5 separate regions of the Homo sapiens genome follow, and all the other regions are linked to region 1. The links are chromatin loops, found by intact Hi-C in ENCODE. Cell type or tissue: PC-3. All regions are shown on one strand. Each heading gives the region's core, and the rest is flanking DNA. Links, peaks and the distances in the headings are about the cores only. Region 1 holds the start of PCLO (piccolo presynaptic cytomatrix protein). Region 2 has its middle 300 kb from the start of CACNA2D1. Region 3 overlaps PCLO (piccolo presynaptic cytomatrix protein). Region 4 has its middle 110 kb from the start of PCLO. Region 5 overlaps PCLO (piccolo presynaptic cytomatrix protein).

Region 1 (6,182 bases), core at 383-5,382:
TCTTCTACTGCTAGCTTGTAACTACTTATATTTAGTACTACACCTCCCTTTTCATTTTACTATTGTCATCCTTGGATTAGAATTTTTCTTTCAAATGTTAGCAGAAAACAAAATATTTCCCCTAAGATGAGGAAAACATATATGCAAAATGTAGGAATGTAAAAGCATCTGAGATAATAAAATTTTTCATAAATGGAACACAACAAACAATGACACTTGACAGTGCTGAGTCACATAAAATTTTATAATATTAGAAATATAAGCAACTTTGGGACTATCTGTTAATTTTTATATATTATATAAATAAATGAATATCTATGCATTTATGCTCTAAGTCCCAGGATATAGGGACTAAGAGAAGCAAAGTGACTAATTCAAGGTCATAAAACTAGTTAGTCACAGAAATCTGGTATCCTCACTCCTGGTTTGTGGGCAGAGGAGGTGGTTTACACCCCATTGAACTGATTTTTCCACATGTAAAAGAAAACTGACACATCAAAATAACCCAAAAACAATGTACAATTCAACAATTTGTCTGTAGCCATCGGTGACAGTGTCACCCATTGCTGATACCGATATTGCCACTCTTTACATTTGTAGGGTTTGTGTAAATTACAACTCAAACAAAAACATTCATCTCAACTTTTAATTGATCCTCAATGGACTAAGACAGGTGAGATAGGTATTAGTAGCCTTATTTAAAGGCAAGGAACATGAGACACATTGATTGAGAAGTATTTGTAATTTGCTATGAGTTGGTCAAAATCAATAGGATAAAAACCCATGCTGTCAATCTTTATTTTTAAAATTCTATGTTCAATTCACACCACTTAAATGCTTAAAACTTCAAATAATTTGTGTATGCCGTCCTATATTAATTAAATTTACATAACTCTATAACTTTAAAAGTCTAAGTGAAAAACCAAATGTTTCTTTGGTAACCATATATAGGGAAAATAACTTTTAAAAAGTTATGTACCTTTTATAGAAATCTTTCAGTAAAATGTAAGAGTAAGTTGCAAAGGTCAGAAAATTATTATTTATTTTTTAGTATTTGGATGAAGTTTTCACCAATACTGTTTGGGCCATACACTAACTATTGATAAGATTTCCATCATAATAAAATTATCAATAGAGAGCTTTAAAAGTATACTATCTGATGCAAATAGTGCATGAAGCAACAGTTTTATAGGTGGAAATAATGTTTCTCAGCCACCTTCTAAACAGAAGAAAAGTTAGAAATCTAGAAATCAAAGATCTCACTGTAACTGGTATTGGTAACCAGCATGATAGACCTGTTGCTTGTGCCTCTTAGGAAAAAATATAAAAGATCTGGCATACAGTTCTAAAAGGCTAATAAAAGTATCATACCTTGTTATTATCCTGTGAAAGTCTACTGAATGAACACTAAATTTTTTTTCTTGTCAAGTTTTCATCAAGTAGAGGAAAACAGTACATATCATAAACTGGATAAGAGAACAAGAAAGACTTTTTCCAAATAGCCCCATGGATTACTAGTTTAAAAACACAGAAAAACATATTTAACATAAAGGGGCTAGTTTTCACTAGTACTAGTAGTTTCAAGATAAACAGACTTTTTACCTGGTAGATTTTAAGCATTTAAGATTTTATGTGAAAATATTGTCACTATCCATAAAACATTTTACATTTCTCCTATAATTATTTGGCAAAATTATGCTTACGTGATAGTGACTAAGTTAATTTTTTTTTTATTTTATAAAGTGGAGGATAAGGATCTACACCTATATATCCAGGTCTTTCGTGCTTACAGTATCTCAAATGAAAAATTGTAGGTTTGCCTTCAGTTGTCATAAAAGAGGAATTGTTTCAGAACCACGGACAGAAAACTGTTCTCTACTAGAGGGTGCAAAGTTAAAGGGTTTGTTTACAGTAAGAAAGGCAAGGCAGGCACAATGATTATACCCCTCTCAGTACTCTAATTAGAAAACAACTAATCTATTGGGATGAAGGAAAATGGAGAGTTACAGGCGGAAATGAAAACATTCATATTACTGATTAGCTCTTATACTTGCCTATGCAAGTTGCCATTTATTTGCTTTGTTTTTAAAAGTATGTATTGAAAATTATTTTCTAAGGTAATAAAATTCACATGTTCTTCCCTAAACTGAAGGCCACTTTTGCATAAAACAGAGCAGTGGCTTAAAAATAGCATATGCTAATTTAGAAATATATGTACAGCACCTGCTCTGCTGTGACCAAACCATCTGTTTAATGCCACACATATTTTAGGGTTCCTCAATGAATATAAAAGGTATATTCATTCTATTCCTTCTACCTAAACAGCTTCTGCTCTCCTCTGGGGGTGGGGTGGCAAGAGAGGACAAATCACCTACAAGGGGATTAAAGTTACAGAAATATTTAGACATCATTCACAGAGAAAAAGACCCGCAATGGCCAAGAGGTTTAAACAGAGACAGGTAAACACCCAGCTCTATCCATTTCCTAACACGTCCGTGTTGTATTAATGGAAGACTTCCAGATTAGTAAAACACTGGAGGGCGTCTCTCCACGCCATCCTAGAGGGGAAGGGCTACAAAAGGCCAAAAATCACAACCTAAAATCACAGTTCCAAGAATGTAACCCTTGACTATCCCACCAGAAACTCTACAATGCATCATTTTTATTCCGCCCATCACAAGGCTTAGGATCTCTCTATGGCCACCCCACTGGGGAGAATAAAATGAACGGAGGCGACATATATGTACCGCCGTGCTGGCACATACAGGCTGGCACATATGTGCACGGGAAGCTGTACATATATGCCCGGACATATACATCATGCTGTGCATGCCTGTGCATGGAAGGCGACTCCGCAGCGGCCGGGGGGACGCTTCCCTTGGGCAGCCCCTGCGCCCTTGACATGACAGCGGCGATCTGTCTCCTCTCCTCTTCGCTCAGCTGGCTCAAATCCGCCTCCATGCCGGCCGGGATCGCGGTGTGAGAGGGGCTCCCCGCCCCGCTAGCTCCTCCTCCAGCCGCTGCGGCCGCCGCCAGCCCTTCGGGGAGCCCTTCCCCTTCCAAGCTCGCCTCGTTGCCCATGGCTCAGGGAGACTCGGGGCCGCCGCGCTCCCTCCTCGCGCCGCGTCCCAGTCGAGAAGCCCGCGGCCAGGGGAGCAGTCAGAGCCGGGGTCCGCCTCGGGGCGTGCAGGCAGCCGAGTCCCTGGACTCTGGACCAGGCACTGCCGCCCGGAACGCCAGGCAGGGGTTAGTCCCGCTCGCAGGTAACGCCCGCTGCCGGTGCCTCCTCCATGTTGGACAGCGCCAGGCAACCTTTGCAGAAGACACCTCCCGGACGCCGCCTCGGCGCCCCGAGCCGGGGAGAAGCAGATCTGAGCGGTGCCAGCCGGGCGCCGTCCGCCCCTCCCACCGCGCACCGCCTCCTCGCCCGCGCCCTCTCAGTGCGCAGGCGCCTCTCGGAACAGGTGATGCCCGCGGCCCACGCCCACCCCATCCTGCGTCGCTCCGGATCCTTCCTCGCTCTCAGCACCGATTTAAAGGAGCCCAGTGAACGCCCGGCTAAAAACAGGGAAGAAACAGGCGACGTTTCTTTCAGGCATATTTCAGGATGCCTCACTGGAGTTTTAGCTTACTAGACACCTAGATTTAAAGGGGGCGGGAGGGGCAGGAGAGGAAATGTCTGTTTTCAGCTTTGGCTCCTGGGATTTGTAGTTTCATTTATTTTCTTTAAAAGAAGGTTTTAAAACATTCTAGGAAAGGGTTCAAGTAACTGAAGATTAGCAAGAGAGACCCTGATACCTTTGAGGCACATTTCCCAAGGGAGCTAAGAATGGCCCTTTTCATTTAGAACTTTCACAGAACAATTAAATTGTTAATTAGATTATTTAAAATGATACAATATTAGTAAGCAGCTAAGGTTTTGAGTGCTTATAACTAGTTCCCTAAAGGGAGGGACTACACAATAATAAAGGATTATGGGAAGTTGTGGACGTGGGGTTCTGCAGTAATATCGAGATTGTAAAAATATTAAAATGTTTTAGTATGAAAGTTTGAAAACATGATTTTATTCCCCCGCCCCTTTTTTAACAAATGTGGACAGAAGAACCCCACGAAGTTCATTTAATGTGTGACTGTTAAGTTACAGTCACACAATTGGTTAGCAGCACGTTATCATAATAACCAGTTTTTGAGACCCACTTTCGACTATCACTCCTACACTTTTCTTGCTGTTACATTTCTTAGACGGGACTGTTCAGCACTGAATCTGCAGCCTCAATGTTGTTACCTACGTTTCCTCAGAATGTGAACTTAATGTCTCAACTGTTGAGGTTAGGTAATAGAGACTGAATAAATAAATCAAACAGAAATGAATAAGTTGCTCAGAAAGTAAGTCCAGGTTTTTGCAATAATCATTACATAGTTCGATCTTCTACCTTCCAAAGTGAATTTGTAGTTTTACAGTATAAAAGCACGAATAATTACAACTGATTTTTTTTTAAATGACAAAAATAATGCAGTCTCTTATGAGGGAACCAAATGCTAACATCTTTTGTAACAAATGCCGAAAAAAAATGACATAGTGTATATTAATACCCGTAACTGCTTTTGTGTGTGATGTAATGAGTAATAAAACTCAAGCTATTCTCATCCTTCGTATGTTTAAAAGTCCATGCATTTTTGTGTATGTATGAATATATACGATTGTATAACTATAGACAATATGGCTTATAATTTTTATATAGGTGCATATGAAGGTCTTTAATTAATATTCCTTCCTAACAGAAGGTGAGAGAGGATTGTGTTCATTGAGTGGAGCAAGAACCTGCAGTGGCTTAAGGTCCGACGCTTCATTTTTTGTTAAGGCCGAGTTACTTCTGAATTGCTGCTCTCAGCCATTTTTGTTAGCTCTACTTTAAAGTGGGATTTACAGTTAGAGTGGAAGAAATTCAAGTAAGGTTACAACTGATTATAAACTGGCTTCTCAATTTTGAGAGAAAAATCACGAGAAGTATTTTAGTGAAAAGTTTGATAAATTTAATTTTGAATTCTTAATATCTGAACCATCAATTTTTTCCTTTATACTTAGTCCAAAGTGTATCTGTAATTTAAATAAAAGAAAAACTCGTATTTAGAATGTGTTCCTATAGACATACAATGTATAAAATATTAAGTAATAAAATTAGTTTTGTCACTTTACAATATTTGTAAATTGAAAAATATTAATAAGTCATGAAGTTATAACTTAGATGATCAGCATTATTTATTCAACCATTTTATAAATGGAGTTTAGAATTTAGAACCCGCTTTTTGGAGAAAGGGTACATGTGTGCATGTCTTATACTTCAGGTTTTTTCTGTTGACGATGTCTGGTTTTAAATCCTAGCTCTGCATTCTTACAGCTATTTGGATTGGTAAGTCACTGACTTTTCAGATGTTGAGGTTCCTCAACTGTAAGAACAGAGAAAATAATACTACTAACATTACTACCTCTCAGGTTTGTTGTGACAACTAAATTAGAAAAAGCTGTGAATGCACTTGTAAACTAGAAATATGTTATCAGAATGTGGTATATGGTTACCAGGCTAGCCTGGGAAATTACTGAGTCTTCCATGCTCTGAAGAAGCCAAGGAGGTGGGACACATGGAGAGAGGATCCTAGCTGCCTCGGCTTCGTCCATCTCAGCTGAGGCTTTAGTGAGACCCCCGCCCCCCCGACCGCCTTAGCATAACCTACCCCAGCTGAGCTACCTACTGGCTACAATGACATCAATGAACCCAATGAGACCAGCAGAAGAACTACACAATCAACTGAAAGAATCAGAGAATTAATAATAATAATGATAATAATAAGATGCTTTTTTAAGTCAATAAGATTTTTTGGGGGGGCTAGTTAAGCTATATAACTGATATTCCAGGTTTTGCACATTATGATTATGCATAAGCCTTCAAAGTTTCCCTTCACTCTTTTAGTGACTTTTCTCAGTTACTGTCCAGCTGCACTTGAGTTGTTTGTTCAAAATTTCCAAATACCACCCTTCTAAACTATAAAGTGGAAAAGAACACAATTATCTTGAATACTTATATGCGTGTTTCATGAAAGGCTCAAACAAGAAAGTATATGTGAAGATGACTTTTAAACGATGTAGCATTACCCAGACGTAAAGTTATATAAGAAATGGAAGA
Region 2 (6,182 bases), core at 520-5,519, 420 kb before region 1:
AGAAATCCTCTCAGTGGGAAAAACTTTGAAAAGTGCACCTGGTTGTTTACTCTGCTTGGAAGGAGAAATAGCCAGCAATGGGATTATGTACCAACTCATGGACTATGGTAAATGGGTTAGCTGAATGGTCAGGGACCTGGAGGGAACATGTTTAGAAAATAGGTGACAAGAAAATCTTGCCGAGAGACATCAAAATGTGAAAGTATTTATGTCACATGTGAATGCTCACCAAAGGGTGACATCAGCAAAGAAGAGTTTTAATAATCAAGTAAATGAGATGTCCTCTTCTGTGGATACCAGTTAGCTCTTCCCCGCAACACTACTCAATGGGCTTATGAACAAAGTTGCCATGGTGGCAGGGATGGAGATTATGAATAAGCTTAGTAACATGGACTTTCATTCACCAAGGCTGACCTGATTGTGGCCATTGCTGAGTGCCTAATCTGTTAGCAGCAGAGACCAACAGAGTCCACCATTCACTGCTGGTGATCAGCCAGCTACCTGGTGCTAGGTTGATTATATTGGACCACTTCTGCCATGGAGGGAATATCATTTTGTTCTTACTGAAATAGACAGTGTAGATATGAATTTGCCTTCTCTGCATACAATGCGTCTGCAAAAACTACCATCCATAGATTTCTAGAATGCCTTATCCAGCATCATGGTATTAGACACAGGATTGCTTCTGATGCAGCTGGTTTGATAGAATGGTGGAATGGCCTTTTGAAGACTCAGCTACAGCACCAGCTATGTAACAATACCTTGCAGGGCTGAGGTGAAGTTCTCCATAAAACTGTATATGTCTGAATTATCTTCCAGCATATTGTGCTGCTTCTCCTATAGCCAGGATTTATGGGTCAGGAATGAAGGATGGAAATCAGAGTGGAACCACTCAGTATTACTCCTAGTGACCCATTAGCAAAATTTTTGCTTCCTGTTCCTACCACCTTATGCTTTGCTGACCTAGAGGTCTTAGTTCCAAAGGGAGGGATGCTTCCATTAGGAGACACAACATGATTCCATTGAGCTGGAAGTTAAGACTGCTATCCAGCAACTTTGGACTCCTCATGCCTCTGAATCAACAGGAAAATAAGGGATTTACTGTGCTGGCAGGGGTGAGTGATCCTGACTACCAGTGGGAAATTGAACTGCTACTCCACAATGGAGGTAAGGAAGAGGATTCCTGGAACACAGGAGATCCCTAAGGTTGATTAAGATCAATGGAAAATGACAACAACCCAATCTAGACAGGACTGCTAACAGCCTAAGTCATTCAGGAATACAGGTTTGGGTCATCTACCAGATAAAGGACCACACGCAGCTGAGGTGTTTGCTGAAGGCCAAGGAAATACAGAATGAGTAGTGGGAGAAGATAGTTATAAATAGCAGCTCGGACCATGTGACCAGTTATGGAAATTAGGAGTATTTCCTCCTTAGCTTGTTCTGAATATGTGTGTGTGTGTGTGTGCATAGATAGATAAATGATAGATGATAGATAGATAGATAGATAGATAGATAGATAGATACATAGATTTACCATAAGAAATTGACTCATACAATTATGGAAGCTGAGACGTCTAAGATCTGCTGCCAGCAGGCTGTATACGTCCCTTTGTTTTCTTTCCTTTCCTGTTCCCTTTTCATGTAACATAACATGTATTGACTTTATATCATATAATTTGTTTATTTATTTATTTATTTATTTTGAGACAGAGTTTCACTCTTGTTGCCCAGGCTGGAGTGCAATGGTGCCATCTCAGCTCACTGAAACCTCTGTCTCCTGGGTTCAAGTGATTCTCCTGCCTCAACCTCCTGAATAGCTGGAATTACAGGCATGTGTCACCATGCCCGGCTAATTTTGTATTTTTACTAGCGATGGGGTTTCACCATGTTGGCCACGCTGATCTCAAACTCCTGACCTCAAGTGATCTGCCTGCCTCAGCCTCCCAAGTGCTGGGATTACAGGTGGGAGCCACCATGCCCAGCTATATCATAGTATTTAAGTATTGTTAATTTTACATCTCAGTACTTAAGTTATAGGATATCAAGGATAAGAGTAAACACCCCTTAAGGACTTTGCCTCCTCTTCTGGGGAAGGGGTTGGTGCATTTTCAGTTCTGTGCAGGGTAGTTTTATCACGTTAGATGTTATTTTCTTTATTTGGAGATAAAATATGTTTAAGAAGATGCATATGAGTGCCAAACTGGCGAGGAGTAGATTTGTGATGGTTAAACTTTTGTGTCAACTTGACTGGGCCAAGGGGTACCCAGAAAAATCATAATTTCTGGGTGTGTCTGTGAGGGTGTTTCTGGATGAAATTAACATTTGAACTAGTAAACTGAGTAAAGCAGATTGCCCTTCCCAATGTGGTTGGGCCTCATCCAAATCTGCTGAAAGACCTGAGTAGAATAAAAGGCTGAGTAAGAAAGAATTCTTTCTCTCTGTCTTTGAATGGGGACATTGGTCTATTTCTGTTTTCGAACTCACACGGAAACTTATGCATCAGCTGTCTTGGTCCTCAGGCCTTCAAAATCAGACAGGAACTTACATCATCTGCTCACCTGGTTTTCAGGCCTTCAAACTTGACCTGGAACTATACCATCGGCTCTCCAGAGTCTCTAGCTTGCTGACTGCAAATTTTGGACTTCTCAGCCTCCGTAATTATGTGAGCCAACTCCTATGGCAAATTTATCTATCTGGATGTCTGTGTATCTATCCATCTACCTATCTATCTATTTATCTGTCTATCAATCAATCACCTACCTATCTCCTATGGCTTCTGTTTCTCTAGAGAACCCAGACTAATACAGATTTGAAAGGAAAAAAATGGATCTTAGTATATCCAGATTTTCTAAAACATGATCCTTTATGTTGATAGAAATTGTGTGCTTTTTTTGACATAAGATGCAGAGGAATAATAGTATCAGGATATTTTTTAAAAACTGCAAACAGACCAGTTTCTGTTTCCTACAGGAACTACTTTGTAGATCCTTTTAGAACAGCCTGAGTGAGATATTGGGGGTGTTGAATGGTAGAAAGCATTGATTTGGGTTGATATCAAATATATTTTTTTAAACAGGGGAACCTTCTCTTCCATCCCACTACACTACTACACTCTGCATAAAGTCACCTTTTGTGGAGGACAAAGGTCTCTGCAAAATATTTTGAGGGAAAAGATAAGAAGGGTATATTTGTATTGGATATAGATCTTCTACCTATATATCTGTATAGGTTGAAGAAAAGAAAAGAATAAAATACTTTAAATATAGATTTTGCTGTTACAGACCGGAAATGATGAATGCAGAAAGCTGAGGATCCAAAGCTGTCAGAAAAATCTGACTTAGCCTCATTAGATATTTAAGAAATAAAACATAAATAGATCACAGCAGAAAGGCTTTCATTTCTGAGGGACTGCTAGGCACAGATTTTGTGCATCTTCTCTGTTAACTGGGTCATCATTGATTAAAGAGTTTTTCTAGTGCACTTGGCATACTCATTCAGTATTAAACTGAACTCAATTCAACTGAACTCATGGGGCTCCAGCAGAGGGCGTGATTCACAAATGCTGGAGCAGGGGACTCTAGCAGAATATGTCTAGAAAAGCAAAGATGGATCTGGAATTTCCAGACTATTTCAACCTTTTCCTTTAGCAGCGTGCTATATTCAGGTAATCAGTAATTCAAGCTAATATGAAAGAACAATGAGAAGCAGTAAGCTGTATTTTTGGAGAGATATTAATTATTGTATAAAATATTTTAAAATATTCACTGGAATGGGGTTTTAAAAATAAATTGCGTTTTTCTTTAAAATGCATGGAATGTGTCTTCTTTTATCAACATTAGCTGCCTTATTGATATTGAGTCCAGAAGCTGAGGGAAGAAAAATAAACATTTTTTAAAAATGCCAAGTTTACAGCATATCTTAGGGAAGAAAAGTGACTGTAGTGAGCAAGTATCTATAGCTTGATAAGAGTTTTTAATAATGAATTCTAAACATCAGTAAATAAAACACCATTGAATAATAATGAACTTTGCTCCTTAGGTAAGTGTCTTAAAATACATATTTTGCACTTAAAACATCCAGATGTCAAAAATATTCAGGGACTATAGGGAAACTGATTGAGATGTTTAGGAATTAACCCCCATCATCAAGACCGCTTGGCCCCTTCTGATCTCAGAACAGCTTTCATAAAAATATTCTACTGTGAGTGCATGTCAGGGGTCTTCATGTCCAAGATAGGTTGAACTTCACGATGACTAGAATAAAACATTTCCCATAAGCGCTTCCTCTCTCCCATCTCCTGACTCAAGACCCCAACATTTGGTCTTGATGTTTCTGAGGACTATGGGTTTGAGTTGTTAGTTTTAACCTATAAGTATTTGGCCTTCAGCCCTGACTCTCTCCTACTGTGCATAGGAAGGAAACCAAAAACATTCAGCTCACATTGAGCAGTAATGCTTAACATATTAAAGGCAAAGTGATACTTTTAATGGTAATTTTTGATAATGTTATTGATGGTAGCGATGATGATGATGAAGGACAACTCTAACAAATAGAAAAAAAAAAAGAACAGAAGAGAGCATAAAAAGTACCCAATAGAATGGCAATAGGCTAGATATGTTTGAACTGAGACCCTAGACCTCAATGAAAACAGAATAATTTCAATCTCAATTACATCTATCAATGTATCTAGTTCCTGGGATTTTTTTCTTCCCTGGGAGAAGACACACTTTCAAATTCCACTTTATGAGAGTACTAAACAATTGCAGAGGCAGCAGCTCTGAGCATTCCTTTGAAGTATGTACTAAAGAGGCATTTCAAGCACTGCTAAGAGTATGCTGCACCATCATTAAAAGCCAACATTAAAATTCAGAAATCAAAGGCATGTTTACACCAGGCTAAACCATTTTTTTCTTACACATTAAAAGAACATCAAGCTATCCAAAATGATTTAGTGAAAAAGTTCTTTTTTTTCTTGTTTACCCATCAACTAAGAAAGCACTGGGCCAATGTTATTCTAGTTATCTCAGCATTTTTAGCATTCTCTTTGTATAAATTTTTTAAAAGGGCAAACTTCACATATACAATATCATACTTGGTATAAGAAATAGACTATTTGAGGAAACCAAAATTATACTTAAAACATACTAGGAAGAAAATAATGGTTATTGCTCTCCAAGATAGAATGGAATATGAGGTGCACTGATTTCTAATTCCAAACTGAATCCCATTTTTCCCTATGGCCTTAAGTTTTAATTGCCATTAGATTTCTCTATCCTACTTTTTCATATTTTATAAAGAGTTCTTGTAAATGACATGCTGTGGTGGCTGTGGAAATGTCCTGCTCAGATCTTCATAAAAACCTCCTGTGGGAGGGTAGTTGATCAACAATTTCTAGCTGCTCCCCTCCTGAGCACTGAGGCCACACATCCTATAAGCTGCTCCCAGACAATGGTCAAGCACAGCAGGGTAGAACCAGTCCATGCCTGCTCAAAGTGACGCCTCCTCTAATGAACGCATTTTCTTTGAAGCGCCCTCCACCACCTTAGTGTGCCCAAGAGTTTTTCAGAACAGTTCTGCAGTCTGAAGGAGTCCTTCCTTCCCAGTCCTTCCTTTTCTTTTCATTCTTTCTTCACAGTCATGATGTTTCCATCTCGGTCTGAAGGCTCTTCCTTCAAAGGCAATACACCCGCAAATCCCTTGGACATCCAATCCTGTCCTGGTGTCTACTCAGAGGACCCAAACTGACACAGAGAGTGGTCTGAGAAAACAGGTGACAAGAAGGGGGTTGTGGGGACTGGATCATTCCCTCTCCAGTTGGCAAATAAAGTACCATACTGGACTTAGCAAGATGTCTGGCTTTTGAACAGAAATCTTCATATCACCAGCGATGAGAGAGAATTAAATATGGGCGATGATGAGAAGGGCAAGAAGATTTTTGTTCAGAAGTTCTTCCTGGTTTAGTCTTGGGAGGGTGTATGTGTCCAGGAATTTATCCATTTCTTCTAGATTTTCTAGTTTATTTCCTTGGAGGTGTTTATAGTATTCTCTGATGGTAGTTTGTATTTCTGTGGTATGTCTTGTGACTTTTTTTATGTGTGCCATGATTTAATAGATCTCATACATCAGAATTCTGATCATGAATGACTGACAGAATATTTTTCTTGGGCAGTCCTGACTTA
Region 3 (6,182 bases), core at 771-5,770, 160 kb before region 1:
GTTAAAGCATTAAAATGCAACAATAGAAAATAGATTAAACAAATTATAGTTCGACAAGATAATGTTATACTGTAGTGTCATTTAAATGGTGATACAAATTTGCCTTTATTGATATGGAAAGACTCCACAAAAAGCGAAAATAACTGATTAAGAAGCAGCCATTCATTCATTCATTTACTCGTAAATATTTACTATGCAAATAATATGTATGTGCCAGGTACTGTTCAGTGTTCTGAGGTCTAATGGTAAGCAAGAGATTAAAAATAACAATATTAACATAATATATTTTCCCTATTTATATTATAAAAATATTTTGTCTTATGTACTGCAAATGTTTTTTCATTTGATATTTTAAATTTGTCATTTTAGATTTATTTTTCCTTGCCATATACCTTAATGGAAATATATCTGAAAGATCATATCTTCACATTTTAAGTGTTAAACTACAATTGGATTTCTACAGGTGGTTTTCAATTTTTTTCTTACCTATATTTTATATTTTATCTCCCATTAACATATACATAGATTACCCATCACAAAATACAAATAATTTCATTATAAAATTTTAAAATATACGATAAGAAATCTCAAATATATATTATTTTATGCATACGTTTATATGTAATATTATATACTAATATTTTAACAAATAAAGTTTTTATAAAATAAACTAGAATTTTGAGAAAAGACTAAGAATAAAATATTCCCTGTGTTTATAGTCAAGATTTCTTATAAATGCATACTCAACAAATATTTAATGTTAGCTTTGATCATTTTTATGTTGGGGGTAGGTGTGCTTCTGTGTGTATTTGTGTGTGTTTATAGTAGAATCATTGCTAAATGGCTTAGATGGGATGGAAACACATAAAAATATGGAAATATGGATGACTATGTCAATGGTTAAAAGCAGAGTTAAGAGGTTTTACCATGAAAGAATGTTGAATTTTATTAAATGCTTTTTCTACATCCGTTGAGATGATAGGATTTTATCCTTCCTCTATTAATGTGGTGTTTCACACTTATTGATTTGCATATGTTGCACCATCTTTGCATCCTAAGGATAAATCCCCCTTAAGTATGCTGCTTGATCCTTTTAATATGCTGTTGAATTTGGGATGCTAACATTTTGTTGAGGATTTTTGCATCTATGTTCACCAGGAATATTGGCCTGAGTTTTCTTTTCTTGTAACATCCTTGTCTGGCTTTCATATCGGGGTAATTCTTGCCTTACAAAATGAGTTTGGAAGTGTTCCCTCCTTTTTAACTTTTTTGGAAGAGTTTGAGAAGGATTTGTATTAACTAAAAAAAAAAAAGTTTGGTAGACTTCACCCATGAAGTTATCTGGTATTGGGCTTTTCTTTGTTGGGAAATTGTTTATTGCTGATTCAATCTTCTTTCCTCTTATTTGTATGCTCATAATTTCTACGAAGTCATACATGAGAAGCTCGCACCTAACCACATTCTCAATGATGAAAAGCAAAATGAAACGTCTATCAAAATTCCAGTGACATTTTCCACAGAAATGGAACAAAAATCCTAACATTTGTACGGAACCACAAAAGATCCCAAACAGCCAAGGCAATCTTGAGAATCAACAAAGGTATAGGTATCATACTTCTTGATTTCAAATTATATTGCAAAGCTGTGATAGTCAAAACAGTCTGGTACTGGCACAGAAACAGACACATAGAACAATGAAATAGAACAGAGCAGAAAAATAAGCCCAAGCATTTACAGTCAACTAATCTTCAACAAAGACTCCAAGAATATACAACAGAAAAGAATAATCTCTTCAACAGGTGGTGTTGGGGAAACTGGATATCCACATGAAAAATAATGAAATTGGACGCTTACACATGTGTCTTACACCATATACAAAAAAGCAACTCAAGATGGATTAAAGACTTAAACATAAAGTGTGAAACCATAAAAACCATAAAAATCCTGCAAGAAAACAGATAAAAGTTCCTTGACATTGGTTTTGGCAATGATTTTTTAGATATAACACTAAAAAACATAACACTAAAAAACAAAAGCAAAGTAAACAAGTTGACTACATCAAACTAAGATGTATTTTCCATAGCAAAGGAAACAATAAAATAAAAAGAAAACCTACAGAATGAGAGAAAATATTTGAAAAACATATATCTGATAAAGTGCTAATATCCAAAAAAAATAAGGAACTCTAATACAACTCAATAGCACAAAACACATAACCTAATTTTAAAATGGGCAAAGGACATGGATAGTTTTTTTTATTATAAGTCATACAAGTAAATATTAGGTATATGGAAAGGTGCTCAACATCACTAATCATCAGGAAAACGCGAATCAAAAACACAATGATATATCACCTTACACCTGTTAAGAGTGATTATTATCAAAAAGTCATATAATAAGTGTTGGAAAGGGTAGGAAGATACATTGTAGGAGGGAATGTAAATTAGTACAGACAGAGAAAACAGTATAAGTGTTTCTCAAAAAATTTAGAAAAGAACTACCATATGATCCAGCAATGCAGCTTTTGGGTATATATTAAAAAGAAATAAAATTAATATGTCAAAGAAATATCTGTACTCCCATTATATACAATGGAATATCATTCAGCCTTAAAAATGAAGAGAATCGTGTCATTTGTGACAACATGGATAAACCTAAAAGACATTATGCTAAGTGTAATAAGACAGAAACAGGATGAAAAATACTGCATACTCTCAATTATATGTGGAATCTAAAGAAGTCGAACTCACAGAAACAGAGAGCAGAGTAGTGGCTGCCAGGGGCTGGAAGTTGAAAAAGATGGGGAGAGGTTGGTCAAAGGGTAAAACGTTTTAGTTATGCAGAATGAATAAGTTTTGGAGATCTAAAGTACAGCATGGTGAGTATAGTTAATTGCAATGTATTGTATACTTGAGTTTTCTAAGAGAGTAAATCTTAAGTACCCTCACCACCAGGGGGACAAAAAAGTACAAACAAGCAAGCAAGGAAGAAAAGTAACTATATGAAGTGATGAATATGTTTATCTGCTTGGCTGCAGCAGTCATTTCACAGTGTACAGGTAGGTATATGAAAACATCAGGTTGTACACCTTAAATATACATACTTTTTATTTGTTAATTATGCCTTAAAAAGCTGGGTTAGGGGAAGCTGAGTTAAATATTTTGCATGTTTTAGTAAAGGAATACAACTTTCAAATTACCTAGCCAAATTATCTATTTAAATAAAATAATATGGAATCAACTTTGAAATTAAGGAAAAAATATACAGCAAATGCCTTCATTTGTAATTTGGAGCAATGTTCTAATTACAGCCATTACAGTAAAATATAGGAGCAAAGTCAAAAGTATGAATTTTTGTTTGTTTCCTTATGAATAGGTACACTTTTAAAGCTCTATTTGCCTTGGCAAACATGACACTTGATTTTAACTGTACGCAATGCATTTTATGGCTTTCAGTTAATACAATTAACAAGGTCCCCCCTTCCAAAGGGTTTAAGACAATAACAGCACCAGCAACTTTTGATAGAAAAGAGCCACAGCTTTAAAAATAATTTACTCTATACCATTTTAAATGAGATCAACTTTAGATTGGACTTCTAAGTTTAAAAGATATTCGTGAGTTAATAACATAATAGAAATGTAAAACTTTAATCCACAGAATGTGGCATTTAGAATTACATGTTTAAAAACTATAAACAAACAGAAAAAAATACTTGAATATGTTTCACAGCACATGGTAAAGTTAATAGATAGTTTTATGGTTTATTTACAAATATTTTGAACAATAATTTATTTTTATGGATTTGAGAATTACAGACATGGTAGATGGCAAAGTAGTATAGGAACAACAATTTAAAACATTTACAGTTCCTTTCTCATACTGCTGTTTCATAAGAGATGCTGCACAGCAAAACAATAATTATTCCTTCATTGAACCTTGGAAATACAGTAAAAAAAAATTTAAACAAAGACAGTATTATTTTTATTCAACATGCTGAGTATACTCCTTCTTTTCATTTCAATTAAGTGCCCCTAAGAATAGTGTTGTATACTTGAATTTCATAATGGGGAAATTGCATGGATCATACTTTATAGATGGAAATTCCTACAAGTTACAAAAAAGTCTCTATAATATTTATTAAACGCATTACTTGTTACCTACCCCTTCCTTGTTTTTATTACACAAAATCATTTTAAGTCTTTGCTCAAATATTTACTCTTCAGTGATGACCACATATTTAAAATTGAAATTCTCCCTGGTTCCTTAGCCTACACAGTCTCCCTTATACTGGTATGCTTTTTACCTTTTCCTTACCATTTGCCACATTATAGCATGCTATATTTTATGTATTTATTACGTTAATTTACTTATTGTCTACCTACTACCACTAGAATATAAACGTCACAAGGACAGAGAATTTTTGTTTGCTTTGTTTATAGATGTATCCCAAGGTCCTTGACCATTGCCTGTAAATTAGTAGGGCCTCAATAAAAAAGTTATTGGAATAGTGATATGGACTTAAATTAGTAATTTGTCTTCTCCTTAGAAACTTAAAAATTCTCCAACAGAAAAACAGTCAAGGCATATGAGCAAACAATTCCCAAGGGAAAAAAGTATAGAAACACAACTTCACAGGTAATCAAAGAAATGCAAAATGATGTCTTGAGAGAACACTTGAAAAATTATAAAATAAGGTAAAACACTGTTGGCAATGAGTTAGGGAAACAGGTGAATACATTGTTGTGTAAAGTGGTAAAATATTTATCAGCTGTTTTGTTAATATAAAGGGCATATTAAAATCATAACTAGACAAATAATGGAAAAATGGAAAGTACTATATATTTTATAGCTATGGAAAAACGATAACAACTTAAATTTCCAATAATAGGGAATCACTTTGGCAACTTATTTCTATATAGAGAAATATTATGTAGCAATTTTTAAAAATTACGATGATAAGATATCCATTTCTTATTAACTAGTGGAAAAATAGGTAAGAAAATATATGTATCATAAAATATTTATTGGGGGAGGACATTTAGGGTAGAATGTAAGAGTGTGGGTTTGTAGAGTCAGACTGCCTGGGTTTGGTTATTTTCCATCACTTATGGTTATGAAATAATGGCAAGTTAGTTCACTGAGTAGAACCTCTCTAAACCTTAGTCTAGACATCTACAGAATGAGGGCATGTTATCTACTTCAGAGAGTTGTTATTAGGATTATGTGATAAAATCTATGTAGTGTACTTAACAGTGTCTGAGACATGGACATGCTCAGTAAATGTTAGCTGCTGCTATTGTTACCTGCTTTATTTGGACATCTACATGTGTGAGGAAAAATACAGAATGATATATAATAAAAACTGTAATTATTACTTAAAGATTGGTTAGTATGTCATTTTATACTTTTATTTCTTTGCAAAGCCTACCCTATATTCCAAGTAATACCTGTTATTTGTGTAATAAATACACACACATACATACAAAAGGCATAAGAAATATGTAAAACACATGACCAAACTATGTTTATTATAGGATTCCACTCTCTTCCCTGCTGTGAAAAATAAAGATTGTATATTAGCAATTTGTCCTCAAAGGAATTAACTATTTTTAATGTTTTACATTTAAGAGCCTAAATATCTTCTTTTAAGGTCAAAATAGTCATTAAAATATAGAATTACCCCATTTGTTAAAAACCGGTTAATATAAAACCAACAAGAAAGTCTGAAAGTTTTAATAAGCTATAACTTGTGGGAGTAGGAATCTAATCTTTTTTAATGCTTCCTGTACATGACACATTTATGTATTTTGTAATTTAATATAAACCTAATCCTATAAGGTGGACATTATCCCTATTTTACAAGTAAGTTCATCAAGTTTCAAGATTACTGTTAGTAAAATGAGAAACTGAGGCCAATTCAGGTTGACTGGACTGCAAAGTTCACGGTCTTTCCACCAATTCAATACCAACATCTAATGTTTCCTATCGTGGATTCCTGAAAAGGCTAAGAATACGTAGCCAAGAGAGGGAGAAAGAATGCTTTGCAGGGTTAGGTAGGAAAGACTAAAAATGTATAATAGGTTGACTCAGATAGTACAGCTAGTATTAACAAGGTCAGGAATATTTCAACAAATATACCTAAACATATCAATTATCATATTGGTATACATAGACAAAAATGA
Region 4 (6,182 bases), core at 594-5,593, 110 kb after region 1:
GGTAAAATGTCACAGGAAAAGGGATTTTGAAAAACATATAGTACTGAGAAAATGAAAGATACCATAATGATGTTTCTGTTTTGTTTTGTTTTAGTTAACCCTCTAAACTATGATACTGTTCAATAGAATTTTCTGCCATGACCAAAGAAACACTTGAAAATGTGGCTATGAGCATGTTAAATTTGGTGGATGTAAGGAACTAAATATTTAAGTTTATTTAATTTTAACTAATTTAAATTTAAATGGGAACGTATAGGTAGAGGCTACCATGTCAGACAACAGAGCTGTAAGGCATTACATTTTTTTTAGTTACTACACACTAAGACTGTTTTTAAACACTTGAAAGTAATCAACCACTAACCTAATAATTTAGGTAAGTCCAGAAGAGATAAGAATTAATGAGACCTAGATTTCTAGACTTCTCTGGGGTAGACTATCTTAAATATATGTGTGTTTATATATATATATATGCTAATATATGCTATCTTAAAAACCTCTGAGATTAAGAAAGTAATTTATTAATGACTATATTGTCAGTAACTATATTTTATAACTATATTGTTAATAAAACAACTCCATATAGTTGACTTATATCATGAGAATACATATACACACATAAATAAAGTCTATTTATATAGTATATTCTGTCAGGTTCAGTGATTTTACTGTGGAATAGTTCATCAGTGAGTCAAAAAACTTAGATACAAGGTCTTACCTAGGATGCTTTTGTACATGACCTTGGTTGATTTACTCTTCTCCCAAAACACCATCAGTGATAAAATAAAATCTTGACTCTTCAGCTTGGCCTTCACAATCTACCTTCTTCTCTACATTTTTTCATCTTCTGTCACTCCATAACCCACAGTAGGCAACTCATCTATTTTTCAGCTTTTTCACATGTTCAATGAATAATTATCAAGAACATACTATGTACAATACATTTTGCTAGATACTAAGGATACACCAATGAACAAAATACCATGTCTGCCACTCATGGAAAATAGTAGAAAATATTGATAAAAATTGCATAATATTATGGACGATATTAGATTCGAATTATATGACATAAAAGTTGTGATTGGAAATTACAACTGGGGCACTGGTTTGGTTTGTGAGAGTCCCAGAAAGTCTTCTCTTTGAGTGTGACAGTTAGTCCTAAAGGTTAAAAGCATTTAGCCAGGATGGAACATTTAGGGGAGAAACGCGACATGACTGTCTTATGGTGCTACCTCTGCCTTTAGCCCTCCCCTTCACATGGTGAAATAGTTTGTTTGTCTCATCAAACTCCCATATTGCTACCTTTGAAAAACAGTCCAAGAACCTTCATCACTGCTAACCTATCTCTGTCATAGCATCTAAGTCTGACAAATTATAATTGCTTGTATTTATGGCAGTCTCCTCTCCAGACTTTGAGTCCCTCTAGAGAAACATGCTTTGTATTTATATCCTCTAGCATTTATTTATTGTGGGGCCCTGAATAAATGTGAGGAATAAAAAATAAATAACAAACTCCCTTCCCTTTCAGAGTTCAAATTAAAAAAGGGAAACAGCTTTGAAATAAATTTTTGTTACTCTACTTGATCCATGCTACAAGAGAGACCTGCCAAACTGCAATAGAATAATGAATAACAGCTTTTAGGGGTAGGAGTAGTCAGAAAAATAAGAAGCAGGTATCCAAATAAATATTTTGTATAGTCTGATAAAATCTACTCCATGATTATTTTAAAAAGAGCTACTAGAATAAAGATTGGTAAAAACAGCACAAATATAGTAAGGCAAATGTAATAAAAAGTAAAGATGAATGGAATCAGTGTCTATGGAAATAGATCTACTGTCAATATTATTGTGTCCATCAAAGACAGCCCTTAACTGTTGCTAACTAAATTTATAGCATGGGCAATCACTAACGTGAACCTGTTTCCTCTTCTATAAAATGCAGAGTGTGGATGGATGTGAGCAATGTTTTCTAAAGAATATTCCATATGGCTTCCTAGAATGTTAATACTAAAAAAAATGTTGGAAGCTCTGAATTCCGTATAATTCATTAGGTTTCTTTAGATTAGGACTTCCCAGAATCTATCATAGGCTAATAAACAGTGTGGCTTACTTGAGGGGCCCATCATACACTTTTCTCAAATCTATTTGAAACATGAAACCTGTGAATCATTTATGTATACAGTTACAATTTACAATAACATAAATAAAAGGAAAAGAATACGGTGCTATGAAATAGAATAACCCACTTTAGATTGGGTGGTCTGGGTACACCTCTCTGAGATCTGAAGTGTGAGATGAAGGATGAAAAGAAATCACAGAGAGGAAGGGACAAGCATTTCAGAAAGAGGAAGCAGTACGTGCATACCCCTGATGATGAAAAGTAACTTGGTTCATTCATTTTAGGTGCTGAAAGGTCACAGCGGTTTGAGCATCTGAAGCTCTGGGTCAGAAAAAGCCAAGTGGCAGAGGTAGATGTAAGCATGGGGCACACTAAGACAGTGCTGCAGTGTTCATAGTTAATCAAGGCATGACTTCATTGAGAAAGTCTTGATAAGAAAGAAAAAGGTCAGCTGAATCAAACAGTGTGCTTACTGATATGATTGATTTTTCCATGTGTCATCAGTACGTTATGTCATAGCAAATCTGTAACAACAGTTCATATTCTGGTACTTTAAGTAAAACTCCAGGAACCTGGACTTAATTCTGAGTGCAATGGAAAGCTACTGAGTTTAAGCAGAAAAGTGATATTCATTCTGAAAAAAAAAAAATCACTTTGAAGGTGTTAAAAACCAGAGATGGATGTTTCTGCCCTCACATTGCTTATGCCTGCATATATACAATGTAATGTTGCCCATTCTGTTGACAAATTTGACTGTACTTATGTCCAGTGAGAAATAAAATGGGAGTAAGAGATTCTCCTTTTCACAGTTTTAATGTCCCTTACACATTTTTAAAAGTGGGTATACAGGGCTCAATATCACCATTTTAATACTCTAATTTTTCATCCTTCCCTTTCATTTTTGGTCATACTATTTCTATTCTACCCCAAAGTGAAATGAATAGAAGACTTTTGGGCAGAATCTATTAGAGAATATCTCTTCTTTCTCTTAACTGTTCTACACTAAAATTATTCTAAAGAATGAATTTTAATTCTTCTATTCCTTGCAACACAAACTCTGAGTTTGGAAAGCTATATTTCCTTCTGTCTTATCATTCAATATACTTTCCCATACCCTGGAAGCAAAATATGAAGTGTTCAAGGACTGTGCTCCTTTCTCTTGAATGCTGTGAAGTTTCTTTACTAAGAGTAGCCCATTTAGAACTGTGTGCAGCACCATCTTGTGACAAATGAAGTAACTGCTTTTAGTGAAGAGCATGTGCACATTAGTGTCTGATCTGCATAATTCAACACCAAATTTAGAGGTTTTTATAAAATCAGTGAGCAGTGAGGAGCGGATATGGTATCTTGGCATTTCATGTTATTTTTCCATCAGAACTTGAAGTAAAAAATTGAAAACAATAACATTTGAATTATTCAATGCTAAAAATGTTCTCTAAAAAGTTATATCCCACTTTTACTAAAAAAAATTATATTAATGAAAAAGTAAGCTAGAGGTTAATGATGCACTTAAATATTTAATATCTCCAGGCTAAAGTTTGTAGATACTGAATCATAATCACTTTATGCTGGTGACATCGCAAGTGATGACCTTTTCCCAAGAGCCCTGCTCCACAAGCAAGATAAGTATTTAGTCTTGTGGCCAGGTGTGGTGGTTCACACCTGTAGTCCCAGGAATTTGTGAGGCAGAGGCTGGCAGATTGAGCCCTGAAGGGCAAGGCTGCAGTGAGCTGCGATAGTGCCACCGAGTGACAGAGCGAGATCCTCTCCCCAAGTTACTCTCTTCATTTTCAATGTACAATTTATAGTCAGCACACAGTTATTCTCAACTAGACATAACACATTGCTTTATGGAATAGAGGAATTTTCTGTGTATATGACTGGGAACACAAAGTCCTGATTTATTATCATGGCCCTTGCTCTGCTTAGCACCTTTGTCTGGAAAACATCTCCAAAAAACATAGAAACTTTTGAATTCTATAGAAGGGAAATATTTTCTTTATAAAATAGTGGAAAAATATTTTCTGCTAAATATTATTGAATGGTATGCATTATGTGAAATAGTGTTATTTGTAGATGTTGCTCTTTTAGTCATAAAGTTCTCAAATGCTGATTTAAGGATCCAGCTTGTTTGGACCTCACACAGAAAATTGAATAAAAATAGGTTAGCACTTCTAACTTAATAAATCTTTTAGTGAGTATGCTCAAGAAGGAAGAGAGACTTCAGATTATGCAAAATGTTGACCATAGAAGCAAGGAACAATCACAGCATTTCTCCATTGTTTCCCTTTTCTGGTGAAGTAGAATAAACCCCTGATTAAATAAATTCAACTGCTGACATTCAAATGCACACTTAAATGTTATAATTTTTTAAATTTCAATAGCTTTTGGGGTACGAGTGGTTTTGGTTACATGAATGAAATATATAGTGGTGAATTCTGAGATTTTAATGCACCTGTCACCCGAGTAGTGTACGTTTTACCCAATATGTAGTTTCTTCTTCCATAACTCCTTCCCACCCTGTCCCTTCTGAGTCTCCGAAGTCCATTATGTCACTCTGTATGCATTTGCATACTCATAGCTTAGCTCCCGCTTATAAGTGAGTACATATGATATTTGGTTTTCCATTCTTGAGTTACTTCACCAAGAATAATGGCCTCAGTTACATCCAAGTTGCTGCAAAAGGCATTATTTCATTCTTTTTATGGCTGAATAGTATTTCATGGTGTATATATACCACATTTTCTTTATCTACTCATTGGTCAATGGGCACTCAGGCTGGTTCCATATCTTTGCAACTGTGAATTGTGCTGCAATAAATGTACACATGTATGTGACTTTTTTATGCAATGACCTTTTTTCCTTTGGGTAGGAAAAGTACATCTACCATTCAATCCAGTAATTCCACTACTCCTCTTTATTTTTTGGCCGTACAATCCCTCTGGGTAGTGGAATTACTGGATTGAATGGTAGATGTACTTTTAGTTCTTTAAAGAATCTTTGTACTCTTTTCCATAGAGGTTGTACTAATTTACATTCCCAACAGCAGTGTGTAAGGGTTCTGCTTTCACCACATCCCTGACAACATCTATTGTTTTTTGGCCAATGGCCATTCTTACAGGAATAAGTCGTATCTCATTGCGGTTTTAATTTGCACTTCCTTGATGATTACTGATGTTGAGTATTTTTTATATGTTTATTGGCCACTTGTATATCTTCTTTTGAGAAGTGTCTATTCATGTTCTTTGCCCAGTTTTTGATGGGATTAAATGTATTTTTCTTGCTGATTTGTTTGAGTTCCTTCTAGATTCTGGATACTAGTCCTTTGTCAGATGCATACTTTTCAAATATTTTCTCCCATTCTTCATGAGAAGAAACAATCATGAGAGAAAGCTCTTTAGTTTAATTAGGTCCCATTTATTTATGCTCTTGTTGTATTTGCTTTTGGGATTTCAGTCATAAATTCTTTGCCTAGGCCAATGTCCAGAAGAGGTTTTCCAACGTTATATTTTCATGGTTCCAGGTCTTACATTTAATTCTTTAATTCATCTTGGGTTGATTTTTATATAAGGTGAGAGATGAGGATCCAGTTTCATTCTTCTACATGTGGCTAGCTAGTTCTACATGTGGCTAGCTAGCATTTAATAAATAAATACCCAATTTATTTATGTATTATTTATTAAATATTTAATACCCTATTTAACATTTAATAATTTAATATTTAATATTTAATTTAATATTTAATAAATACCCTATTTATTAAATAGGATATCCTTTTCCCAATTTATGTTTTTGTATGCTTTGTTAAAGACCAGTTGGTTGTAAGCATTTGGGTTTATTTCTGGGTTCTCTATTTTGTTCCATTGGTCTATGTGCCTACTTTATACTAGTACCCTGCTGTTTTGGTAACCCTAGCCTTGTAGTATAATTTGAAGTCCAGTAATGTGATGTCTCCAGAATTTTTGCTTAGAATTGCTTTGGCTATTCAGGCTCTTTTTTGCTTCCATATGAATTTTGGACTTTTGTTTCTAATTCTGTGAAAAATGATATTGGTATTTTGATGGGA
Region 5 (6,182 bases), core at 757-5,756, 360 kb before region 1:
TTGTAGTCAGGCTGCTTGGTCTCTGTTTCTGGCTTTGCTATTTCTTGCTATGGGTAATGTAAGGCAAAGTACCTGGTCAAGACTGTTTCTCCTTTTGTGATATAAAGATAATAATATTAGCTACATTTTGATTATGAAAAAAAACACATGAAAAATGCGTGAAAAGGGTTAACAGAGTGCCTGAGAAATAATAAGCATTCAATAAACATGACATATTAACAGGTAGGCATGCTCGTAGTAGCCTTAGAATTCAACCAAAATCTGCTAATCACTTTTAGTTTTCAGCTTCAAACTTTTTGGAAAGTCAACTAGATGAAGAATTCAGGATACTTTGAGGACTGTAAGCTTAGAATGTTAATAATTTAACAGCTAAAGGACAGTAGACCACTTCTTATTTCTTCGGCTAGAGAAAAAGCTACATGGCACATGAAGAAGTTTGGAATTTGCCTTTATATGTGCTTAGATAAGGCGTTCTAAAAAGATGGAATAAAAAATTGTTACAGAAAGATGCTTGAACAAAAGAGCATCTTGATACTGCACTTTGTAGACAACACTTCTAGCATAGTGGGATTTACTAACAATTAATTATAACTTTCATAGGAAGTATTTGGTTTGCTAGACCTGCTGAAAATGTAACCATATTTATTTCTTAATAATCCAATTATATCTTACTTGAAAACTGCTCTAAAGGTCCTCTTATTCTACTTCAGAGAAGGTGCTGAAATGTTTCCGCACATAATAAAAGAACACATGTAAATTCAGAAATTATTTTATCTCAAAAGCCATTACATTGTTCCATTATAATAATTCTAGGTTAAAGGTTTAAGTACAAATTTTTATTAAGTGTGTATGTGAGGGACCAAGTTCATGCAAATTAAGCAATTTCCAACATTTCCATTTTACCATATATATGTTAAACCATGGTCTGCATGGTCAACATCTGCATACATATTTAAGTAACACACAAAATTTTAGCTTATGTAATTGCTTCATCAAGATTCAAGACAAGTAGTTAAGAAAAAAAAAAGAACTCTGCTCTATCTGTTAGCATTAGAGGGGAAAAAAAGCTTAATAGCAGTAATCTTACTTTTATCAGTACGCTACACTGGTAGAGTGAACCAAAACATACCTTGTTGCTGAGCCAAACTCTATTGAAAGTGCAGGTCTTTTTAGTATTGGTAATCTAGTAGATCAGAATACTAAAAAATAAATATTCTTATACTATCCCAGACTTTTAAAAAGTAGTTACTGTAAGTCTTAGTAATTGTAGTACAAGTACATTTTGATAATTTTTGGGGTTGTTCTTGAGTCTTAGACTTTATATGTTAATGGTGATACCCAGCCAGTCTTTGCTTTCAATTGAAACTGATTTTAACATAGGTACTTAGCCAATATGTGTAGTAAGTACATTTTGAAGATTATACAAAAAACTTTCATAGGATTGTGAAGCTAAATTAAGTGCAAAGGAAATGTAACTGTGAGTCGTGTGAAGGATGTGGTTTCTCTGAATTCCCAATGACTACACTTTAGCTCAGAACATTCTGGCTATACATTTTATAATTTATATTTTTAAATAATCGCTAGATATTTATTAAACACTTTTACTAGCCCAAGCTATAATTTTATTAGATACAATGGGGGATATAAAAGAACTGCCAAATACTACTTCTTACACATATCCTATAATGGTTTTCAAAAGTAAATATTCGTTGTGCTCATATGGCAAAGCAAGAGTCTCCTAGACAGTTGTGAGAAGCTTTGATTTACAAGAGAAACAGGAAAATGGGAAAAATCAAAATTAGAATGTGGTATATATATAAAATACATAATCTACTTATACTGCAGACATTCAAATATTGACAAAATGACATATTTACTTTTTGGAATTATAACTTTACCATCAGTGTTAAATTATATATTTTGAAAGGTGCAGAAAAATTGGAAGGATAACAAATTATGTGTGGTTTAAAACCTTTCTAAATTCACATGACATTTACAGCTTAGAAAGAAATTTAAAGAATTTGTAGAAATTCTTTTCTGTCAAATTGGATCATCAGAAGTCAAAGACCAATGGGATTAGATTTCTTTTAGGAAGAATTTCCAATAAAATATAACTGATTAAGTACAAATAACTCTATTGAATCCATAGACTAAATCTCATAAAAGAAAAGAAAGCTAAGATGGACAGGTGATACAATAAGAATTTGCTTAATTTAAATTGAAAAAAATGTAGTTCAAAACAACAAAATGAACTCGTTTTTCACTGTAAAAATCTATTTTCACTAATGCTTTGCTTTTATAAACTGAACCATTATCAAAATATTATAATTGTTGTGGACATCAGAAGGAAAGATTTATAAGAACCTTTATTTTAAAACAAAGAGAAATAGACAATCCACCCCCTGAAAAGTCTTCACTTAGCATTGGAGAAAATGAAAAAGACCCTTTCACAACCCAGCTCAGGGTTGGCAAGCTCTGCAACGTGCCAGTTAGTAAATATTTTAGATGGGCTGTATTCTAACGACTTAATTCTGCCCTGCAGCACAAAAGCAGCATCAGGCAACACAGAGCTAATAGGCACGGTTGTGTTCCAATACAACTTAGTTTATATTCACTGAAATTTCAATTTCCTATAATTTTCAAGTGTCACAAAATATCACACTTCTTTTGTTTTTTCCTACACTTTCGAAAATGGAAATGCCATTTTTAGCTCACAGGTCTTAGAAAACCAGGTGGTAGACTGCTTTTGCCCTGGCGTAAACCCTGGGACCTGGGTGGCCCAGTGGTATTTTCAAAATCCAGAAGACTAGTTAATGGGCAGGAAAAGGAAAAGTCAGGAAGTTTGGATTTTGTTATTGGAACAGACATAATCTACATATTTATCTTAAATGCCACCAATATGACCAAGGCGATTCTAACACATTAAGTATGCTAAAGTTTTGCATTTGATTTGCAAAATGACTTTTTTTTTATTTTGAGGCTTAACATTATGAGTGATTCTTATTCCAAGAGTACCTACTCAGGGACCTATGCACTACTCGGTCTTTGTTCTAGAAAGTATGGAAACACTTCGAAACCTTCAATGTTAATTGTAGAAGGATTTATAGTTGAAAAGTCTGTATGATTATTCACTATGTCCTCTATTTCAAATATGATATATGGATTCTTTGAATATGTTTAAATATCTCCTGATTCAAGGTAAATTAATATATGTTTGTCTCAAATACCAGTAATGTTTGTATTTGGTCATTATGTGATTAAAACATTACTGTATTCCTGCTGAACTTTATTCTGGCATGGCTAAGTGATTAGCAGTTTTAACATCAAATACAGATTGTATTGATTAAGTAGTTCTGGCAGTGACTAACATTTATCCTTAGAATTAACTGAATTATCCAATCTTTCTTGAACTATCTATTTTTACATAGGCATTAACAGTTCAAGTGTCTCAGGGACAATGACTCAGAATTGGGTAATTATCCAGTTATTTCCTGTTAACTGTTGAGAATGCCTTACTCATGATGCTGAGTAAGCTTTGTAGTAACAAAAAGAGACCCACTTACATCCTCGGAATAGGAAATAGATTAGTCTCCCCTGCAGTGCTGCTGCTTCCTTCACTGTCCACGCTATACCCACTGCCAAAGCTGCTGCCCGAGGAGCCGGTGGACACAGAGCTTTCTGCAGGCCGGTGATTGGGAGGCTTTGCTGCATGGTGTGGGAAGATTCAACACCACAGTCAATAAATGAAGCTGACATTGATCTACAAATGCATCATTATACATCTTCTTAATTTACATGTGACAAGAAACAGCTACTGAAGAACTCTACATTTTTCAACCCGCCTTTTCGTTTCCTTTACTGATAATGAATGGTGGCAACAATAAATTATTTTACTGTTTTTATTGGACATCAAGGAAAAGCAATCACCTTTAGGGAAAAACACATTTAATTTTTAGACCAAGTTAAATAGTATGTAACTATGCTACTATTATTATTTTTGTGGTTTCTTTGTACAGTATTGCAAAAATGATATGGTAAATAAAAAGAATTTTGGCTATTTCATGGAGAAAAGAATTTAGAAAGACTTGGGTAGATAGAAATGGCAAGATAAAGAAAATTGCTTATTTTTTTCCTATTACTAGACTATAATCTGTTTTTCTCCTTAGAAACAAAAATGCAAAATAGAATTTTAAGAAGTGATTGAAAATTCTGTTTGTTTGTATGTACCTCTGCCTACTATCTCCAGCAAGGTTTTAAAATTTAAAGATATTTGTTTCTTTTCAGGCATTTCCTAGTTTATCATTGAGACTTGTCTCAAGAATTTCCTAAGTTTGATATTTGAATATAAGAATCCATATTCCCATACAGACATTACAAATTTGTGCAATAAATTATGCAGTAGGGGTATAGTACTAATATTGTTGTCAGATTTGAGAAGAAATTTTGATGCAAAAAGAAGGAAGATAAGGCAAGTGTTTCCCTGATTTTGCTGGGGAGAAGTTTCTCTAGTAAGTTTTTGAAATCGTTGATATTTGTCTTCCGCCAGAGAGAGTGAACTTTTCGGTCACACCGATCTGGTTTTGACTCCCAACCCACTCTTTAGCAACTGTACACTGCTTTTCTCATTTGAAAACAATGGGAGTCAGTAATGCCTACCTCATAAAATTGTGATTATGAGGAGTGAGATATGTAGGAGCCCAGTAACTTACTCTTCTTCCTCTTGTGATATTATTTGCCACATCACCACTCTTCTCATGGGCTTTACTGTCAACAGCTGTTTCTTACTGTCTTTGAGCTTAAATAGTCTTTGACAATGAATTTAACTCTATTCTCTTCTCAAGGTATCCCCACTCTTCTCAAGGGCTTTACTGTCAACAGCTGTTTCTTACTGTCTTTGAGCTTAAATAGTCTTTGACAATGAATTTAACTCTATTCTCTTCTCAAGGTATCCCCACTCTTCTCAAGGGCTTTACTGTCAACAGCTGTTTCTTACTGTCTTTGAGCTTAAATAGTCTTTGACAATGAATTTAACTCTATTCTCTTCTCAAGGTATCCCCACTCTTCTCAAGGGCTTTACTGTCAACAGCTGTTTCTTACTGTCTTTGAGCTTAAATAGTCTTTGACAATGAATTTAACTCTATTCTCTTCTAAATCTAGATGTGTTCAAACCTACAGTTCTACTTAGAGTCTTTTTTCTTCATAAATGCGTCCCTATCCCATTAGGAGTTTATTAGCCAGTTGGATAGAGTTATACTAATGGGTGAACAGTTGATAATCATTTCACGATCCTAAGATATCTACATATTTCTTAAGGATATGTATAAAAACACAATTATTCTTAATCTGGTGGAATTTTAACCAATATAATAACCACATGAAGTGAAACACATAAACATTGTGTGGGAAACCATTTGAGGACAGGAAATCCACCCTCAGGGTAGCTAGGATCAAGTCTTGCAAAGGATTTAACTTTTCCCCCATTTCTTCACTTTTTCAATTTCGTCGGTAGCAGGTTCTCTAAAGCCACAAGGAATTTTTATATATATTCCAGTGGTAGTAGGATCCCTTCCCGAGAATAGGGAACAAGAAAGAAATTGTTAATAGTTAGTCAATTGTATATCAGATGTGTATAAGTTAGAAACGGCTATTTAGGAAAATGTGTTCCTAACTTATAGACATCTGATATACAATTGACTAATTGAACTGAATGCTGTTAAACAACCAGTCATCAAGGAATTGCTAGTAACCCACAGGACTGGATTTGTGGAAACAGAATAGTTATGTTTCTGAATATTTTCTTTATTTTATGTAGAAGAAACCCAGATGGTGTAGTTAGTGTTAAAAAAAACTTCTTAAAAGAATAATTTTAAAAATGTAAAGGTAATGTGAGTAGGATGTAAAATGATGGACATGTATAAAGTAGATTAAAATGCATAACCTACATAATGAGTCAGATTAGTCAATTGATTATAAACAAAAGAAAGCTGTCATACTTTTTGATGGGATTCTATAATCCAATTCATAATTTTTAGTATGACATTGAATGGAAGACATTAATTTCATCAATTGGAAAATCACAATTTACTATTTTCAAAGATAAACCTTAATTATTAGACACTAATATTCAATCAATTTATATTTATTAAATTAAAATAATTTTAATTCAAGAGCAAACTCACAAT

The links. Peaks named below come from ENCODE experiments on the same cell type or tissue, not always from the same donor. Only the 100,000 strongest peaks of a DNase experiment are listed, where the experiment ranks them.
Region 2: it touches region 1 in a loop (5-fold over the local background); 2 of 110 quality-filtered maps call a loop at or near these places.
Region 3: a loop joins it to region 1, with 2.5 times the contacts of the local background. A loop is called at or near these places in 2 of 110 quality-filtered maps.
Region 4: it touches region 1 in a loop (6-fold over the local background); 2 of 110 quality-filtered maps call a loop at or near these places.
Region 5: a loop joins it to region 1, with 7 times the contacts of the local background. A loop is called at or near these places in 8 of 110 quality-filtered maps.

Annotation. Positions count from the first base shown.
Region 1 is chr7:83,159,512-83,165,693 of GRCh38, forward strand. PCLO (piccolo presynaptic cytomatrix protein) reads right to left here and starts at 3,373. Exons shown (of 25, transcript NM_033026.6): 1 at 2,834-3,373. The coding sequence starts at 3,081. RefSeq lists a silencer at 3,016-3,105 and an enhancer at 3,226-3,295. In PC-3, for the core only: no CTCF peak of the experiment used is centred there; DNase peaks (open chromatin) are centred at 420 and 3,470; H3K4me3 peaks cover 3,000 bases; H3K27ac peaks cover 1,387 bases.
Region 2 is chr7:82,736,896-82,743,077 of GRCh38, forward strand. No RefSeq gene overlaps it. Among named protein-coding and RNA genes, the nearest start is that of CACNA2D1, 300 kb to the left of the region's middle. In PC-3, for the core only: a CTCF peak has its summit at 3,538 (motif pointing right); a DNase peak (open chromatin) is centred at 3,546.
Region 3 is chr7:83,002,626-83,008,807 of GRCh38, forward strand. All of the region lies in intron 3 of PCLO (piccolo presynaptic cytomatrix protein), which reads right to left. Among named protein-coding and RNA genes, the nearest start is that of PCLO, 160 kb to the right of the region's middle. In PC-3, for the core only: a CTCF peak has its summit at 2,973; no DNase peak of the experiment used is centred there.
Region 4 is chr7:83,268,079-83,274,260 of GRCh38, forward strand. No RefSeq gene overlaps it. Among named protein-coding and RNA genes, the nearest start is that of PCLO, 110 kb to the left of the region's middle. In PC-3, for the core only: a CTCF peak has its summit at 3,327 (motif pointing left); no DNase peak of the experiment used is centred there; H3K27me3 peaks cover 292 bases.
Region 5 is chr7:82,802,125-82,808,306 of GRCh38, forward strand. It overlaps PCLO (piccolo presynaptic cytomatrix protein), which reads right to left. Exons shown (of 25, transcript NM_033026.6): 21 at 3,564-3,705. Among named protein-coding and RNA genes, the nearest start is that of PCLO, 360 kb to the right of the region's middle. RefSeq lists an enhancer at 3,030-4,229. In PC-3, for the core only: no CTCF peak of the experiment used is centred there; a DNase peak (open chromatin) is centred at 3,517; H3K4me3 peaks cover 518 bases; H3K27ac peaks cover 1,052 bases.